Regions from separate parts of the Homo sapiens genome. Here region 2 is linked to region 1. The links are chromatin loops, found by intact Hi-C in ENCODE. Cell type or tissue: Calu3. All regions are shown on one strand. Links, peaks and the distances in the headings refer to the core of each region. The heading gives the core; the rest is flanking DNA.

Evidence for each region. Hi-C counts contacts between places; a loop is a spot of excess contacts. Peaks named below come from ENCODE experiments on the same cell type or tissue, not always from the same donor. Only the 100,000 strongest peaks of a DNase experiment are listed, where the experiment ranks them.
Region 2: a loop joins it to region 1, with 9 times the contacts of the local background. A loop is called at or near these places in 15 of 110 quality-filtered maps.

What each region holds. Positions count from the first base shown.
Region 1 is chr1:163,523,712-163,532,639 of GRCh38, reverse strand. No RefSeq gene overlaps it. Among named protein-coding and RNA genes, the nearest start is that of NUF2, 210 kb to the right of the region's middle. In Calu3, for the core only: no CTCF peak of the experiment used is centred there; a DNase peak (open chromatin) is centred at 3,709.
Region 2 is chr1:163,355,939-163,364,866 of GRCh38, reverse strand. No RefSeq gene overlaps it. Among named protein-coding and RNA genes, the nearest start is that of NUF2, 38 kb to the right of the region's middle. In Calu3, for the core only: CTCF peaks have their summits at 3,543 (motif pointing left) and 5,561 (motif pointing left); DNase peaks (open chromatin) are centred at 3,536 and 5,536.

The DNA.
Region 1 (8,928 bases), core at 2,001-6,000:
TACTCACTCTACCTAGAGGAAGTGAGGGAAAGGAATCTCCTTTATGCTTTGAAGGATCATTAAGGATTGTCCTCTATTTCTGGTAGAGGTACATTTAAAAGGGGCAGAAAGCACACCTTAGAGGCTGGCAAAATTCCCTAACAGAGATGGGTTAGATTTCCATTACCCTATCATGGGCTCCTGAGTTCACATCATTAAACAGATTCCTATCTGAATATCTAACCCTACTTTCTTATGCATGTTTGTCTTGTCCTGGGAAAATGCAGGAGTCTGTACTTCTCTAGAAAGGCTATTAAAAACTTCTGAGATTATATAATATTTTACCTTTTGCATCTGGCTTATTTCACTTAGCATAATGTTCTCCAGTTTCATCCATGTTGTCACAAAAAACAGAATCTTCTTTTTTATTAAGGCTGAATAATTGCCCATTTTATATATACAAGTTAAGCATCCCAAATATGAAAACCCAAAATGCTCCAAAGTCCAAAATTTTTGGAGTACCAATATGACATTCAAAGGAAATGCTCATTGGAGCACTCTGGGTTTCAGATTTTCAGATTTGGTATGCTCAACCAGTAAATATAACGCAAATATTTCAAAATCTGAAAGAAAGGTAAAAATCCAAAACACTTCTGGTCCTAAGCATTTTGGATAAGGGATACTTAACTTGTGTATATACATCATAGTTAGGTAGGATTAATGGTCTAGAGATGTAAATGTACAGCCTGATCACTATAGTTGATAATAAGGTATTTTATACTGGAAATTTACTAAGAGAGATTTCAGGTGCTCTCACCACACACACACAAAAGATGATAACTATGTAAGGAGATGAATATGTTAATTAGCATGAGTCTAGTAATCATTTCATTATGCATATGTGTATCAAGACATCATGCTGTACACCATGAATATACACAATTTTTATTTAATAAAAGACAGACAGAAATGGCTGGGAGTGACTTGGGCACAAAAGGAATAGCCAGGCCCTGGTGTCTCTTCCTTTCCATCACTTCTGATGTCAGTCTTGCTTCAGTGCTCCCTCCGCATGCAGGCCTGCTCTTATTTGCAGGTCACAATCTCGTGTTCATAAGATCCAAAGTCCAGAGTAAACCTGGATGGGTACACAGGGCAGCTTTTCATAGTCCCATGTCCCATAGTCTCACCAACTCCCACATAAATGCTCTGGGCTTTCAAGTGCTTTAAAGACTCTCCTGGATTTCCCTGTCATTCTTGCTACAAAATTAAGATTAAGAAAGGGAAGAGAGATGGTAATAATGTCAAGAGTAAGGGCACAAGATTTTCTTTTCTTCATGACCATCTTGTAGGAAATGACTAGTTTTTTAATTGCCCATTAAATATGTGTAATTGGCTACTGATTCATTGAAGGCAAGCAGCTCAAATATTTGCATGCATAGATATTTCCTCAAGATATAAAATGCTATGGTGAATGTAAATCTCTCTACAGATGTGGTGATTCTTCCGTACATTGTGTGAGGCACATAACTTAGGCACAGGCTTTCCCATTGCCACATCTATACCCTTTTCTTGACTTTGGAGAAATACTGGCACTTGAATTGAATTCAGTTCCTGTAGCTTTATTTTAATCACCTTCAACTCTACCCTTATCTTATTTCTTGAAAAAAAATTCTACTTTTCTAACTCTCAGTCAAACAAATTAACAAATTTGTGTGTGTATCCTTTCCAAACCTTGAAGAAACCATTTTAATGTTCAGAAAACTATTTATACTTCTGGTAAAAACAAATATTCTACAATGTTTCCTAGCTGTTTTACAAATCAATTTTGAGGAGTTCTGTTATAGAGACAAGTTATAAATATTGGAGCCTGATGATCATCGTCACAATAAAGAGAATAAATAAATATAAAAGTCAAAAACCCCTGAACAGTGATGCCTCTGAAGATACATATCAGCAGGCAGAACATACTCTTCTTCTTTGAAAGAAAGTAAAACTTAACATGAAGGGGAAACATGAAGAACCTTGGAGAATTTTATGTTAGGACATAAAGAAGCCCTGAGCTACTGTATGGATTCAGGCAGAATAGAAGCAAGAGAAATATTGTTTCTCAATGCACTAGGAGCAAAGGAGGCTAAAGAATAGGACAAGGATGAGAGAGGGATGGATGAGAGGAGCAGATGGAGAAGGAGGAGGAAGAAATGGAGAAGGAGAAGGGGGAGATGGAGAAGAAGGGGAAGGAAGGAAGGAAGGAAGGAAGGAAGGAAGGAAGGAAGGAAGGAAGGGAGGGAGGAAGGGAGGGACGGAGGGAGGGAGGGAGGGTGGGAGGGAATGGAGTGAGTTGTCCACTACATCTGACAGCTTAAATGTATTGGTAAATTAACCCCATGAAGGTTAAGTGAAAGAGAAACCACATTGTCAGAATACTAAGGCAGTTCAAAACTAAAGGAAGAGATAAAAAGGCCCAGGAGCACTAGCAACTAGAGTAGGCCAGAAGAGTTAGGACCCCAGCTCTACAGGGAGCCACTGTCAGAGCAACCATGCTTCTCATCCTTATAATTTCTATCAAAGTTTCAGATTTGAAATAGAGAAGATCTGATTGGCCTGGCTTCGGATTTAAAAGCTTCTGGATCAATAGCTATAGCTAATTTTGCGGGGCAGGGGTAAGAGTAGAGGACAGACGTATATCAAAGCCAGTTAAAAAATACCTTTTTAGAGACAGGGTTTCACCATGTTTTTCAGACTGGTCTCTAACTCCTGACCTCAGGTGATCCACCTGCCTCAGCCTCCCAAAGTGCTGGGATTACAGGCGTGAGCCACTGTGCCTGGCCCATCAGAAGCATTTTGAAGAGCTAACAATATAATGGAGAATAAGCAGACAGAATTTCCGTCCCACAGGAAGTTCAGGGGATCTGTATGGGCAAGGCTGCCACCCAATTAGTGTCTATTACCCTAAGTCAAGAAATATTGTTTCTGAGACTGACACAGGAAAATCTGCAAACCAGAAAGCTGTAGACTTATTTCTGCAGGAATTCTTGACAATAAGTCTTCCACTGAAACCCCCAAACCATGTAGCAGCTTATGGAGGTTTCAGTTTTAAGGAGGTAGGGAGAAGAAAGAGAGAGACAGAGAGACAGATGGAGAACATGGTTGAGAGAAAGAGAAGCCTTATCAAGTTAAGGGAAGATCAACTTTATATTAAACAATGTTAGACACCGATTAGGGTTAATAGAAAGAAGTCCAAATTGTACTCACATTTGTGATAATTACTTAGCATAGTACTTGGTACAGTAGATGCATAAATATTAACTAAATCTGAATTCATGCTTTATTTATTGATAGAAAGTCACAAAATATAGGCATAGTAACAGCCATACAGGCTTTACATACAGGCAGTTTGAACTCTGGTATATCATTGCTATGTAACCCTGGACAAAGAAGTTAGGGTCTTTAAACTGAGGACATTAAGGTATATTGATAGAGTTTCATGAAGGTTAAATAAAATAATGTATATAAAATCATATAGTAAGTGCTCAGTAAATATTCACTCCTCTCTTCATCTTCTTATTAAGTGCATGTTCTTAACATCCAGCATTTGATTTCACTAGAAAGCTTATGTTTTAAAACAAAATCTTAAAAAGTTATTCTTATAAATGTAATGTGCTAGACAGAAACTCTAGGTCTTAACTATGTTTCTAGCAGTTCAATGAGACTGTCCATTAAAGGCTGCCGCTATCACCACCTGGTGGCAGCATACTGTATAATTTTTTTAAATTTAAAAATGACATACTCATACATATTTACAGAGTAAAGTGTGATATTTTGATACCTGTATACAATGCATAATAATCAAATTAGGGTAATTAGCATATTTATCACCTCAAATATTTATCATTTCTTTGTGTTGGGAACGTTCAAAATCCTCTCTTCTAGTTATGTAAAAATATAGAATAAATAATTATTAACTATAGTCATCCTTCAGTGCTATAGAACACTAGAACTTATTTCTCGTATCTGAGTATAATATGTGTTCCTTAACCAACACCTTTCCCTATCCCCTCTTCTTTTCACCCTTCCCAGACTCTAGATATCATTATTCTGCTCTTTACTTCTATGAGGTCTTACTTAGCTTCCACATATGAGTAAGAATACATGGCACTTACCTTTCTGTACCTGCCTTACTTCACTCAACACAATATTCTCTAGACTCATCCATGTTGCTATAAATGAGAGGATTTCATTCTTTTTATAGCTGAATAGTATTCCATTGTGTATTTATACCATGTTTTCTTTATCCATTCATCTGTTGATGGACACTAAGGTTGATCCCATGTCTTGGCTATTATGAATAGTGTTTCAGTAAACATGGGAGTGCATCTATGTCTTTGACACACTGATTTTCTTTACTTTGGATCTATGCCCAGTAATGGGGTTGTTGGATCACATGGTAGTTTGTTTTACTTTTTGAGGAGCCTCCATACTGTTTTCCATAATGGCTATACTAATTTACATTTCCACAAACAGTGTATAGTAGTTTCGTTTTCTCCTCCACATCCTTGCCAGCTTTGTTATTTTTGTCCTTTTGATAATAGCCATTCCAGCTGGGATGAGATGGTATCTCATTTTGGTTTTGATTTGCATTTCCCTGATGATTAGTGATGTTCAGCATTTTTTCCATATACTTCTTGAACATTTGTATGCCTTCTTTTGAGAAATGTCTATTCATATCATTTGCCCATTTTGAATTGCATTGTGTGTGTGTGTGTGTGTGTGTGTGTGTGTTGGCTGTTGAGTTGTTTGAATATTCTGAGTATTGTTCCCTTGTTGGATAAATAATTTGCAAATATTTTCTCCCATTCTGCAGGTTGTCCTTTACCCTGTCAATGTTTCCTTTGCTATGCCAAAGTTTTTTAATTTGATATAATCTCATTTGTCTATTTTGGCTTTTGTTGTCCTTTTTATTGTCTTTTTTAAGGTCTTCTCCATAAAAATATCTGCCTAGACTGATGTCCTGAAGCATTTCTCCTAAGTTTTCTTCTAGTATTTTCATAGTTTGAGATTTAGGTCTTTAATCCATTTTGAATTGACTTTTGGATGTGGTGATAGAGGCCTAGTTTCATTCCTCTGCATATGAATATTTTGGTTTTTCCGGCATTATTCATTAAAGAGAATGTCCTTTCCTCAATGTATGTTCTTCGCATCTTTGTTGAAAATCAGGTGTCTGTAAGTATGTGGATTTATTTCTGGGTTCTCTTTCTGTTCCATTGGTCTATGTGTCTATTTTCATGTCAGTACCATGCTGTTTTGGTTATTATAGCTTTATAATATATTTTGAGGTCAGGTAGTGTGATGCCTACAATGTTATTCTTTTCACTCAGGATTGCTTTAGCAAATTTTCCCTGCTTGCAAGATGACATGATCTTACATAGAGAAAAACTAGACTCCATCAAAAAACTCTTAGAATTGAGAAACAAATTTAGTAAAGTTGCAGGATACAAAATCAACATGCAAAAAAAAAAAAAACCATACCATTTCTATATACCAATAATTAACTAGCTGGAAGAAATTTTTATTATTTCATTATGTATATTCATCGCTCAAAATATTCTACAAAAATCAAGAAAGCAATCCCATTTATAATAGCCACAAAAATAATAAAATTTCTAAAAATAAATTAACCAAGGAGGTGAAAGATCCCTATAAAAAAAAATATAAAATTCTGATGAAAGAAATTGAAGAGGACACAAAACAATGGAAGGACATCCCATGTTTATGAGTTTGAAAGAATTAATATTGTTAAAATCATTGTACTGCCCAAAGGAATCTACAGATCTAATGCAATATCTATCAAAATACAAATGACATTCTTCACAAAAATATAAAAAATTCTAAAATGTATATGGAACCACAAAAGACCGCAAATAGCCCAAAGCAATCTTGTATATTTTTGGGTGACAACTATATATAATGAAATCCTAAACATTCCTTAGAGTCTTACATATTACACATATGGGAAAAGTTTAGACAACAACTGTTTGTACAACACATTTTCCTATAACCAATATGTGGTGACACTTTGGTATGTTATGAAGATACCTGAAGCAGTAATCTGGATTTTCAAAATTTACTGATGTCTATCTTTAATGCCATCAGCTTAATACCATTCTCCTTCTATATCCCTCAATACCCCTGTTGCAGCCTGAATTCAAAAGCTTAGGCATTGCTCTGAAGAGTTACGTAAAAATAAAGCAGATCATGACATCAAAAGCATACACAAAAAAGAGAAACAATAAATACATTGGACATCATCAAAATTAAAAACCCTTATGTTCCAAAGGATATTATCAAGAAAGAGAAAAGACAATCCACAGAATGAGAGAGCATTTTTGCAAATCATATATCTGACAAGGGACTTGTATCTAGAATATATAAAAGACTCCTACAACTCAATAAAAAGACCAATCACCCAATAAAAATGGTCAAGAGATCTAAATAGATATTTCTCTAAAGAATATATTCACAAAGCCAAAAAACACATACAAAGTGTTCAGCATTAGCCATCACAGAAATGCAAACTAAAATCATAATGAGATACCATTGCACACACACTAGGATGGCTATAATAAAAAAAGACAGTGAACAACAAATGTTGGCAAAGATTTGGAGAAATTAGCACCCTTATACACTATTGAGAGAAATGTAAAATGGTGCAGCTACTTTGGAAAACAGTCTGGCAGTTTGTCAAAGGATTAACCCGAGGTTATCATATGACCCATCAATGCTACTCCTAGGTATAATCTAAGAGAAGTGAAAACATAAACCCACACAAAAACTCGTACATGAATCTTCATAAGAGCATTATTTGGCTCTTTTCATGCCAAAAAGTGAAAACAACCTCAAATGTCCCTCAATTAATACTTAAGGTGGAATATTACTCATCAATAAAAAGAATAAAGTACCAATACATGCAACATCATGGCTGAACCTTGAAAATACTATGCAAAGTGAAAGAAGCCAGTCACAGAACCACATATTATGTAATTTTATTTATATGAAATACTCAGAACAGGAAAGTCCATAGAAACAGAATGTAAATTGCATTTGCCTGGGGCTGGAGGGGTATGCTGAAGCTGGGAAGTAATGGTTAAGGGAAATGGGGTTTCTTTCTGGGGCAATGAACACATTCTAAAATTGATTGTGGTGATGGTTGCACAACTCTGTGAATATATAAAAAGCCTTTATATATTTATAGGTGAACTGTATGACATATTAAATGGGTGAATTGCATGATATTTTAACTATATCTCAAAAAGTTGTTAAAAAGTAAAAAACAAAGCATGTCCGAAATGGTGATGGAGAAGAGGTTCATCATTTCTCCCCTATGCACACAAAAGTTTCTTCATGTTCTTTTCAGAACTAAAAATTTCAATCTAACATTGGAGGCTAGTCTTTTATAGAAGTTAAAATATTTCTATAGAAGCTAAAATATTTTACATAAACTAATTTGGAGCTTTGGAAACATTTTTTTTTCCTGATTTTATTTTACCATAAAAGAGTATTCTCTTCTGGCTTCAGTGGTGCTCATCAAAATGGGAAAATAACACAATTTTACATTTAACTGTAACAAGATTCACTTTAGATATCTAGAGCAGAGCTAATCTCACCACCAGAAGTCACTGATGTTGGCTGGCATCGCATTACTGATTTTATGATCTGACCCATGGTCACAATCCCTTCCGCAACACACACACACACACACACACACACTCACATTTATGTATGCAGACAATACCACAACTCTGGTTGTGACATGGAACATCTTAGGGAACCTTGTCTGCAGTGCCAAGGCAGGCCCCAGCTAGGCTCGCTTATGCATCTGTTTAGTTTTGACTTCTTATAATCCTAAAAACAATATTTCTGGATTTCTATAGCTCATTGAAACGAATCACAGAATCTATGTATTGAAAAGCACTTTACAAGCATCTAAGTCTTACACAGACTTTCCAATGTGAATTAAACCAACCCAATCTTTCATTCCTATCTGATTCTGCTATAGTCATAGAGATGCTGCGCAAAGGATAAAAGAGCCATTTTTCATGACCTTCCTCGTTTCTCTGAACAAAGCCCAGTGTCAAAATCCTTGGAAAGCATGTATTATAGTGAAGAACAAGATTCAAAAAAATGTTTGGAAGCATTCATGATACAGAAAAATAATTTCCTCTCTCTCATCCCAAAATAAAAAACAACCTTATGATGTGTTAGATTGAAATGTTTAAATATTGAACCAGTGCCAAAAAATGATTTGTAAGCCTCAATAAGTTTCAAGAAATTTAAAAATGATATTATTATCCCATTTGACAGAGTGTCTTTCAGGACTAGGAGCTGTGTGGCCCAGATTAGGGGCCTTCTAATGAAAAATAAACGTGCAGCACATTTGACTTACAAATATAGTGACATATATAATATTCAAAAGACATATATTCAATGAGGTCTATTTGCAATTGCTAGTTACTAGTATCAATTTTGCTTCCTACACAGAGCAATGGGGTCTTTTTTCTTGCACATTAGATGCTGATACTTACAACATAAAGTTTCTTTCCAGAAAGAAAAAAAAAAGACATATACATAGGAAAAACAACGCAGTGCCTATTCGCACTTAATGGACTATTCAAATTTGATATTTAAAAAGAGGGACAACTGATTGTCAAGGAGATGGGTATAATATTTACATATATAATATGAAACTCACATACCATTTGTATATCATAAATGTTGTAACATGAACGATGTTAGCTGTACGCCTGGCAGTCCTTTCTACAGTCTCAGCTCTACCCATCCCAGCTCCTACTATGTAATGAATTTCCTAAAGCCACTGACATTGGAGAAAAGGGCCCTGTTTTGGGTTTGTTTTCTTTTGTTTCTACTCTTCTGTTTCCATATCCTTACCAGAAA
Region 2 (8,928 bases), core at 1,938-5,937, 170 kb after region 1:
ATTCCATTGAAAACAGTGCTGGTTACTGTGGCTTGGTAGAGTATCAATTAATGTGTAGACTTCACTTCTGTTGTATCTGAATTTCTGGATTGAGACCGCGTGTCAGATGTCTATCATTTCTTAGAAATTTCCTGTTAACCAGGAAAAAAAAAAAAAGGATGGGGACCTCAGGGAAAATAGAAAATGAGGAATAATTTTAGCTAGAAGAGTTAGGGAAAACTTCACAATGGGCAGTTAAAGGTCTGGACCTTAATTCCTAACCCTCTTTCACTGCAGCAATGATACCTAACCTTACTTGCCAATCACCTATTATGAAGACTTTCAGGCAACATGCCTCCTCGGGTTGATGGAAGCAGGGCTGACTTGGAAGGCCTAGCTTATTCTGCAGTCACTTTTGGGAGGAAAGTTAACTCTTTTGGACATAGTTTATACCTGTCAAATCATTGGAACTAGTGTAAAATAGGCTGGTCTTGAGCCCTCAAAGAAAAATTGCAATGAACAAAGACATACATAGTGCAAGGAAGCTGGTGGTAAATCTCAGACTGCTACAATAGAAATGAGAGTGAGAAAGATTCATATTTGTCTTTCTTACATAGGAGTCTGAGTAAAAGAGCTAAACTGGGCTTCCCAAAATTTTCAGATTAAATCTTGGGAATTGCACCTGGCTTGTAGAGTTTAGAATATGGGTCCCTGAATTCTGGAAATGTGGCTAATAAATGTCTGATTTCTTTTATTAAAAGTTGGAAGAAGGTCAGATCCTATTTGGAAGCAAGCAACTCATGATATTGTTCTAATGTATGTTGAAGTCAATGAGGAAACATCTGATGAAAAAAATATAGGCCCAGTTTAAAGAGGACTTGAATGCCAACTAAGTAGTTCAGACTTGAACTAATGACGACATTGGCAGCCGTTTTAGGTTTCTGGGCAAGTGAATCAACTGGTTGCCACTAAGAACCTCTTTGAGCCAAAGTTTCCCATCTGTTTCACAGGAGATAATGAGTGCCTCATCTACTAAGTCGTGCTGTGATCACATTAGGCAAGTATAACGTTCCAGTCAAGAAAAAGGTATGTTGTAAGAGATGCACTCGTGTGTTGAGAACATATATTCAGCAGTGTGAGCAGACCAATCAAAGGAATAATTCCCTAATTTTATATTACCTTAAAACGTTGTCTACATGCTGGTGGTAAGGGTATAGAAGTCCCAGTCTCTAGTACAGGGATTGGGGAGTGTGGTAGCCAACTCCACAAGATGGCTGCCAAAGAGCACTGCCTCTTGGTATATATGCTTTTATGAAGTTCCCCAAAACATACACATTGTACCATAGTTGGTCTATGTGAAGAGTAGAACATGGAAGAAGTGATGGTATGTCATTTCCAAGATAAGGTTATAAAAGACATTGTGGCTTCCATCTTGGTTGCACTCTCTCATTTTCTCTCTCTCTCTCTCTCTCTCTCTCTCTCCTATCTCTATCTGCAATCATTTGCTTTAGCTGATGATTGGGGAAGCCAGCTACCATATCGAACAGCTGTATGAAGCCTGTGTGGTAAGGAAATGAGGCTCCTGATAAGAGGCAGCAGGAACTGAGGCCCTTGCCAAAAGTCATTGGATTGAGCCATCTTGGAAGCAGATCTTCTATCCCTAATCAACACTTCAGATGACTGCAGCCCTGGAGGCCAGATTAACTGCAACCTCAAGAAAGTCCCTAAGCCAGGACCAGCCAGCCGAGCTACTCCTATATTCATTGACCCTCAGAAATTGTGTGAGATAATAAACACTTTTTATTTTAAGTTGCTAAGAGTTGGAGTAATTTGTTACATAGCAATAGATACAGGGATTTTGGCCAAAAGAAAGACTAATAACACCTGGTTGAAGAGAGAGTCATTAAGAGTTGACATTGTCCATGGATACTTCTTGAGAGCAGGAGTTTCTTCTTCACCTTGACTTCTTCCAACCCACTCGGATTGGGCCTGTGTGTAGTGCACTCTTAGTAAATATCTATTGAGTTATTGAGGGAAGAAGACCAGCCGTAAATACCGTGAAAGTAAAAGAAGCCTAACCATGGGTATAAGAGGAGGGTTGGGCCAAATAGGAGCTTCATGTAGAGCACATGTCCAGAGAGATCAACCATCCTGGTTTGCCCTGAACTGAGGGGTTTCCTTAAATGTGGGTTGTTTAGTGCTAAAACTGGGATAGTAAGAGGACAAAAGGAACTCATCTAAGAAAAACAGAGTAAGTTAAAGGGATAAACTAATGAAAGACAGCCTATTATTTCTTTGAATATGGTAGGGTTTCTTCATGCATTTGTTCAGCACATATTATTTTGATTCTATTATATGCTAAGTTCTGTAGGTACAAAATGAATTATAATCTCTGGCTTGAAAGAGCACAGATATAAAGTTGTCCTGATTATATAAGAATACATTTGCCCTCCCTGGTAAAATGCAATTTCTTTCTAAAAACTTTTGAAAAGATATTGTTTCTGTAACTCTTTTTTTTCTACAAATCTAGTTTTAAATGATGGCTGTAAATTTCTCAGTACTTTCTGAGTCCTTTCTCCTTTGACGGGTGATACAACTGTTAGCAATAAATGAACATTAGTATTCTAATGGGTGCCATGTGATTTTTTTCTTCTGGGTAGAGTCTATCTCTTTCAAACAGTAAAAGCTCACATAACACCTGTTGCAGCCATTTTTGTCACTTTATATCTTCTGTTTTACTAGCAATAATAGCCATTTCCAAAGCGTGCCAAGTAGTTTACATTTATTATCTGATTTAATCCTTACAACAGTCTTGTGAAATAAAGACTACTAAACTCCTCAATTTGAAAATAAGGAGCCTAAGCCTCAATGCCATTCTGTTTCATGCCCCAGTTTACAAAGCTGGTAAGTTGCAAACATGGAATTCAAATGTCTGTCTCTCAAAACTCCACATTCTGAACAATTGTACTAAATACCTCCACATAATAATTGCTAACACATATAATGTGCTTGACCATGCACTGGGTGCTGTGCCAAGCATTTTATATCTCTCATCACCTCAGTCTTGAAGGGTAGAGAACTTGGTGATGTGAAGGTAGAATCAATGACGAGAAGCAGGAAGGCTATTCAAAGTGTGGTTTGTGGTCCAGCAGCCTCAGCGCCACCTATGAGATTTTTAGAAATGCAGGATCGCAGGCTCCACCCCAACTTACTGAATCAGACTCTTTATTTTAACAGGATTTCCAGGTGACTTGTAAGCATGTCAAAATGCAAGAAGCATTGCTATAGAAGACCTGTGAAGAACCTGACCCCAGTTATGGTTAGATTTCTCTAATGCAGTGCTTCTCTAAATGTTGATCCCTGAACCAACAACATCAGCTTCACCTGGGAACTTGATTGAAATGCAAATTATAGAGCCCCACCCTAGACCTACAGAATCAGAATCTCTGGGGCAATAATCCATTTTAGTCCTCCAGGTGATTCTGATAAATACTGAGGTTTGAAAATCCCCCTTCTAATGTCCTGCAATCCTTACACCTATGCTCAAACAGGAAAGACGAGTTAGCAGTGACACCCAGTGGAGCCAAGCGAAATTTGCAACTTTTAAAAATGAGCATACCTGATTCTTTTTTCCCCTGGTAGGATAAAACTGTCATGATCCTTGTTCTTTGCACTAAAAATACAAGGCTGACTTCTTTTCCTGAAAACTCCTTGCTTTAGGGTCTTGTGCCCATTTTGGATATGCAGATATATTCTTTAATTCAGCAAATATTTCTTCACTGCTAAGTAGGTATAAAGAATTATGACAGAAGTAGTGCAGAAGATATAAAACATATCAAATTGGCCCCAGAGCAGTCTAACAGATATATCTGCCTTTAACAGCATCAGCTACCATTTGAGTGTTTGATGTGTGGCAGGCACTTTGCTAATTGTTCTCCAGAATTCACTCAGTGTTTTCATGCTTGAGATACACACTTGACCATTGAACAACATGGGGCCAAACTTCACAGGACCATTTATACATGGATCTCTTTCAATAAAAGTTACACCAAGATTGCCTGCCTCCCTTTTCACCCCATCCACCTCTTCTGCCTCTGCCTCCCCTGAGACAGCCATACCAACTCCTCCTCTTCCTCCTCTTCCTCAGCCTGCTCAACATGAAGATGAGGATGAAGACCTTTGTGATGATCCAATTCCACTTAATAAATAATAAATGTATTTTCTCTTCCTTAAGATTTTTTAACATTTTCAGTTCTCTAGTTTTATTGTAAGAATATACTATATGATAAATATACAAAATATGTGTTAATTGACTGTTTAGGTTATTGGTCAGTCAATAGTAGGCTTTTAGTAATTTTCGGGAGAGTCAAGTGTTACACATGGATTTTCCACTGTAAGGAGGGTTGGTGCCCTTATCTCTCACATTGTTCAGCCCTCAACTGTATTTGTTATTCCTGTATTTGTTATACTAGAAGTAGTGTGAGGACTTATTCTAGTGTATGTTCCTAGTCACACAGCAGTTCTTAAAATAATCGCCTAGGATTATTGTCATTGGAATCATTTAGTATGCTTGTTTCATGTGTAGAACCCCAGAAACCCACCAAATCAAATCTCTGGGGGGTGTGGCATATTTAACAAGTTTCCCAGGAAAATTTTACACACTTTGAGAACTGCCATACCACACTATATGGTCTCCATCAAAATATTGCCCTTTAAAGTATTATGGGTTAGCATCAAAGATTTGTAGAGCAGTGGGGAGAGACGATCAAGTTTGTATTTTAGAAAGTTCTATGTCATGGCAGTAAGAATGAATTAGAGGTTGGTGGTGGTAGGAACTTACTTTATAAGATTACCAGAAGAAAAGAATGTTACACTGAGAATCCTAGGTGATATTCTAGGTTCATTTCCTAAAAGACTTGCTTGTTTTATGAAATCTCAAATTCTTGTCTCAGAAAAATTCAATTTTAAGAGTTGCATGGAATCTGAACTAGAAATCCTGAACCAATTACTAAGAGGATGACTTAGACAGTATATATATACATCTTTTAAAGATTACTTATATATGTGTATATATATGTATATATATGTGTGTGTATATATATATATATATGTGTATACATATACATGTATACTACAGGTGCGTGCCACCATGCCCTGCTAATTTTTTGTATTTTTAGTAGAGGTGGGATTTCACCATGTTAGTCAGGATGGTCTCGATCTCCTGACCTCGTGATCCACCCGCCTCGGCTTCCCAAAGTGTTGGGATTACAGGCGTGAGCCACCGCACCTGGCCAACAAACAATTTTTAAAAGATAATGTACATAAGGTCAGAATTGGAGACTTGAGATGAGTCATCCTTTTAGCAAAATTTTGAAATAATCTTATGATATTATTTAGAACCTATTTCAACTTTAAACAGATTATCTCTAAATTCTGACACTTTTCTTTTTTTTGAGTTGTTACTATTATTTAAAAATTTTCAGCTTTTAAGTTTCAAACCTTAAAATCCACAGCTATTTTAGCATTGGTTATGCAAGTTATGTTATGCCCCCTGGTGGCAATATGGATAGGAAGATGAGAAGCATATTTCAATCAAAGGGAGAGTGCCAACTTAATTGATATAAGTGGCAGGCCCAGAATTTGAAATGGAATTTCATATAAAACTTTTCTGGTCTTACTAAAAATAGGAAACATCCCGTTAAACTAAAATCAGATGTATTAACTTCAGCCTGCAAGGTGCATATTTCAATTTCCCTTGCTTTGTCATAAAATGGATTAGTTCCTTGAAATATGTCAGTTGAACTTGAAATTAAATATTTTCTCTACATATAGCTAAGTACCTGAACTCATAAGTGATAACTAAAGTCTGTGTCTGCACAGTATTTCCTTTAAGGTCAGGCTTCACCACATGCCACATACCATGAGGCCATTTGCTTCTGCAGAGTATTAATTTCCCCATATTAATAAACTTTAAAAGAGTACATGATCCAAGTAGTCATTTTCAAGAAGGCGCTGGGGAAAATCCTAAATTTACTCAGTTATTCTTTAGTCAAAACAGCCAAATGTGGATTATACTGAAGGCCTCTTAAATAAGGCTTTTTACCTCTTTGGGGGCAAAAATAGAAAGTGAAAATATCAAACTGCTGAAACATATGTTATTTGGCATAAAAAATGCATAAAAGATAACATTTCTTGCTGGGATAAACCTGGCCTCAAGGTTATATGCTTTGGTCATAGGAGAGTGATGGCTATTCCTTAAGTAAACATTTAAGTGACTACCAGGTGCTTGGTTCCATGCTAGAGTAGAAATACTAAAACAGATTAGTTACTGGGCTTGAAAAACCTTAAGTCCAGCAAGGTGTAACATGTGTAAAAAAAAAATACAATATAATGATACAAATTACAGTAAAAATAAAAGAAAAAAGGAAAAGCTGACAGTTAAAAAAGCATTAGATTTCGCTAGGAGCGGTGGCTCATGCCTGCAATCCGAGAACCTTGGGAGGCCGAGGCGGGCGAATCACTTGAGGTTAGGAGTTCGAGCCCAGCCTAGCCAACATGGCAAAACCCTGTCTCTACAAAAAAAATAAAAAAATAAGCTGGGTGTGGTGGCACGCACCTGCAGTCCCAGCTACTCGGGAGGCTGAGGCACGAGAATCACTTGAACCTGGGAGGCAGAGGTTGCAGTGAGCCGAGATTGTCCCACTGCACTCCAGCCTGGGCGACAGAGCAAGACCCTGTCTCTCTCTCACACACACACACACAAGTCTTAGACTTGAAAAATGAGTATTTTCCAGTTGAACAAAGGAAAGACATTATAAACTATGGGGGGAAAAAAACACGTGTAAACACATTAAGTGTGAAGTGCTATGAATGCCAAATAGCTCAGTATTGCTCAAGGACAAAGTTCAAGTGAGAAGTGGCAAGAGAAAAGGTGAGAAAGTCTAGAAGGTGAGAAAGTCTAGATTATGAAGGGTTTTGAAATTCCTGCAGGTTTACTTTATCCTATAAGGGAATGGTCCCAAGAAAAATATTTAATGTTCTGTTTATTAAGTAGTTAGGTCCAGAAAACATAATAAGCATTTATGTCCTAACAATGAATGTTTTAAAATAAAACACAAACTGAAAGAATATTTTTATTACTTTATTTTACTCTTAACCAGTTACTAATTGGGTATCTGTGCCTATTGGGCACTGTACAACTACTCAAACCTTGGAATCAGATTGAACATTGTCATCTTCATTTCCTATTCTATGATTTTCATGTGATACTTGCTTATCTCAGCAAATGCCAAACCCAGCTCCACAAAGATATGATGTCATTGAAAGGAATGTAGTATGCTTTAACATTGGAATTCTGAATGACCTTGAACTAGTAGTTTGTGACGGTGTCCCACAAATATCAAATATTGTTGTTTCCTTTGGAAATTTAAAACATTGCATGATTCCCCTGTGAGTTCGCTAATACACCCTGGCAGGACAGTTTGAAAAGCTAAAAAACTGCACAGATCACAGACACTATCTAATTTGCTTGATGGAATACTCGAATGCCTTTATAGAAGTGGGTTAGAGACTGGGAGCCTGGTAAGATTATTGCAAGTACAGTAATGATGAGGATGCAAATTGCAACATAAGCAAAGGAGATGTGAGAGGGAGATTTGGGTACATTAATCTGTAGTTCTTGCTAACTAAATGGATATAAGGGAGTGAGGTATAGTAGCATAAGAAAGTGGTTGAGTCCTTTTTCCAACACGGCACAAGTGTAGTTAGTGATACTAGTAACCATAATGTTTTTAAATATTTGATAATCATATTTGAATCTAATTGGTTTCCCTTTTTATCCTCTATTTTATATCATGTATTAAACCCATTATTCTGAAAGGGTCCATTATTAGGCTTCATCAGAATGCCAATAAGTTAAATACACCTACTGGCCAATGGATATGCAAGTCTGAAAATCAGGGGATATGATAAATCTAATTAAAAAAACATAAATGTAGTTAAGTTTTACAGGTGTTTAACTTGTGCTGGAAGCTGTGGGTGTAGATAAAAGTTTTCAAGGAGAAATATAGAGTTTACGGTAAGAAGAGGCAAGGGTGGAAGCACAGAGAACAAAAACACAAGAGGTGAAAACAGAATGAGGCTCTAGGGTGGAAAAATTAACAAGAAGACAGGGAATTAGGAGAACCAACAGAGTGGTGTTACTGAGACAAAATGAAAAAAGCACTGGATAGGTAGAATTTGAGGAAAGATTAAAAAGTATGCATGAAATTTTGGTAACTAGGAATTTTTTGGTGACCTTAGAAAGTTCAGAAGATTAGTATGGATAGAAATAACAATTCTGTGATGAACAAGGAATGAAACTAATTCACAAGTATTGATTAGGTTTTCTAGAAATCTGGTTGTGAAAAAAAGTGCAGTAAAGGTGGAGATAGGTCCAAGGGGTCAAACTTTTTAAAATATGAGAGAGATTTGGTGATGTTTATACCTGTTACCTTGCCTTAGAGGCAGCCTTTTCTCTGAATGAAAACTCATGAATATTTAAAGAGAAGCTAGGAAGGGACAAGGCAATAGCGCAATTTGTGTATCCTCATCTGTTCTTCCCTGCACACCCAGCTTTTGCTGCTCCTTCCATTCCAGGGCTTTGCCTTTCATTGAAAGCCTGGTCACTCCCTAAAATAACATTTTATTATCTCTGACAAAGAGGAAAGTACCTGGAGCTTCCATGACCTTAAATACTAATAGAGTTATGGAGTGTTTACCATGTGCCAGGCACTGTTTTAGTCACTTTATACATATTAACTCATTTTTCTTGAAAAAAAATGCCAGTTGCATCAATGAAGAAATCGACTACTAAACTCAAACTTTCTCTTTCAATTAACTACATTGAAAACTGTGGTACACTGAAACATTGTAGACTTCAGTATCATAGACAGTACAGTTCAAATTTTG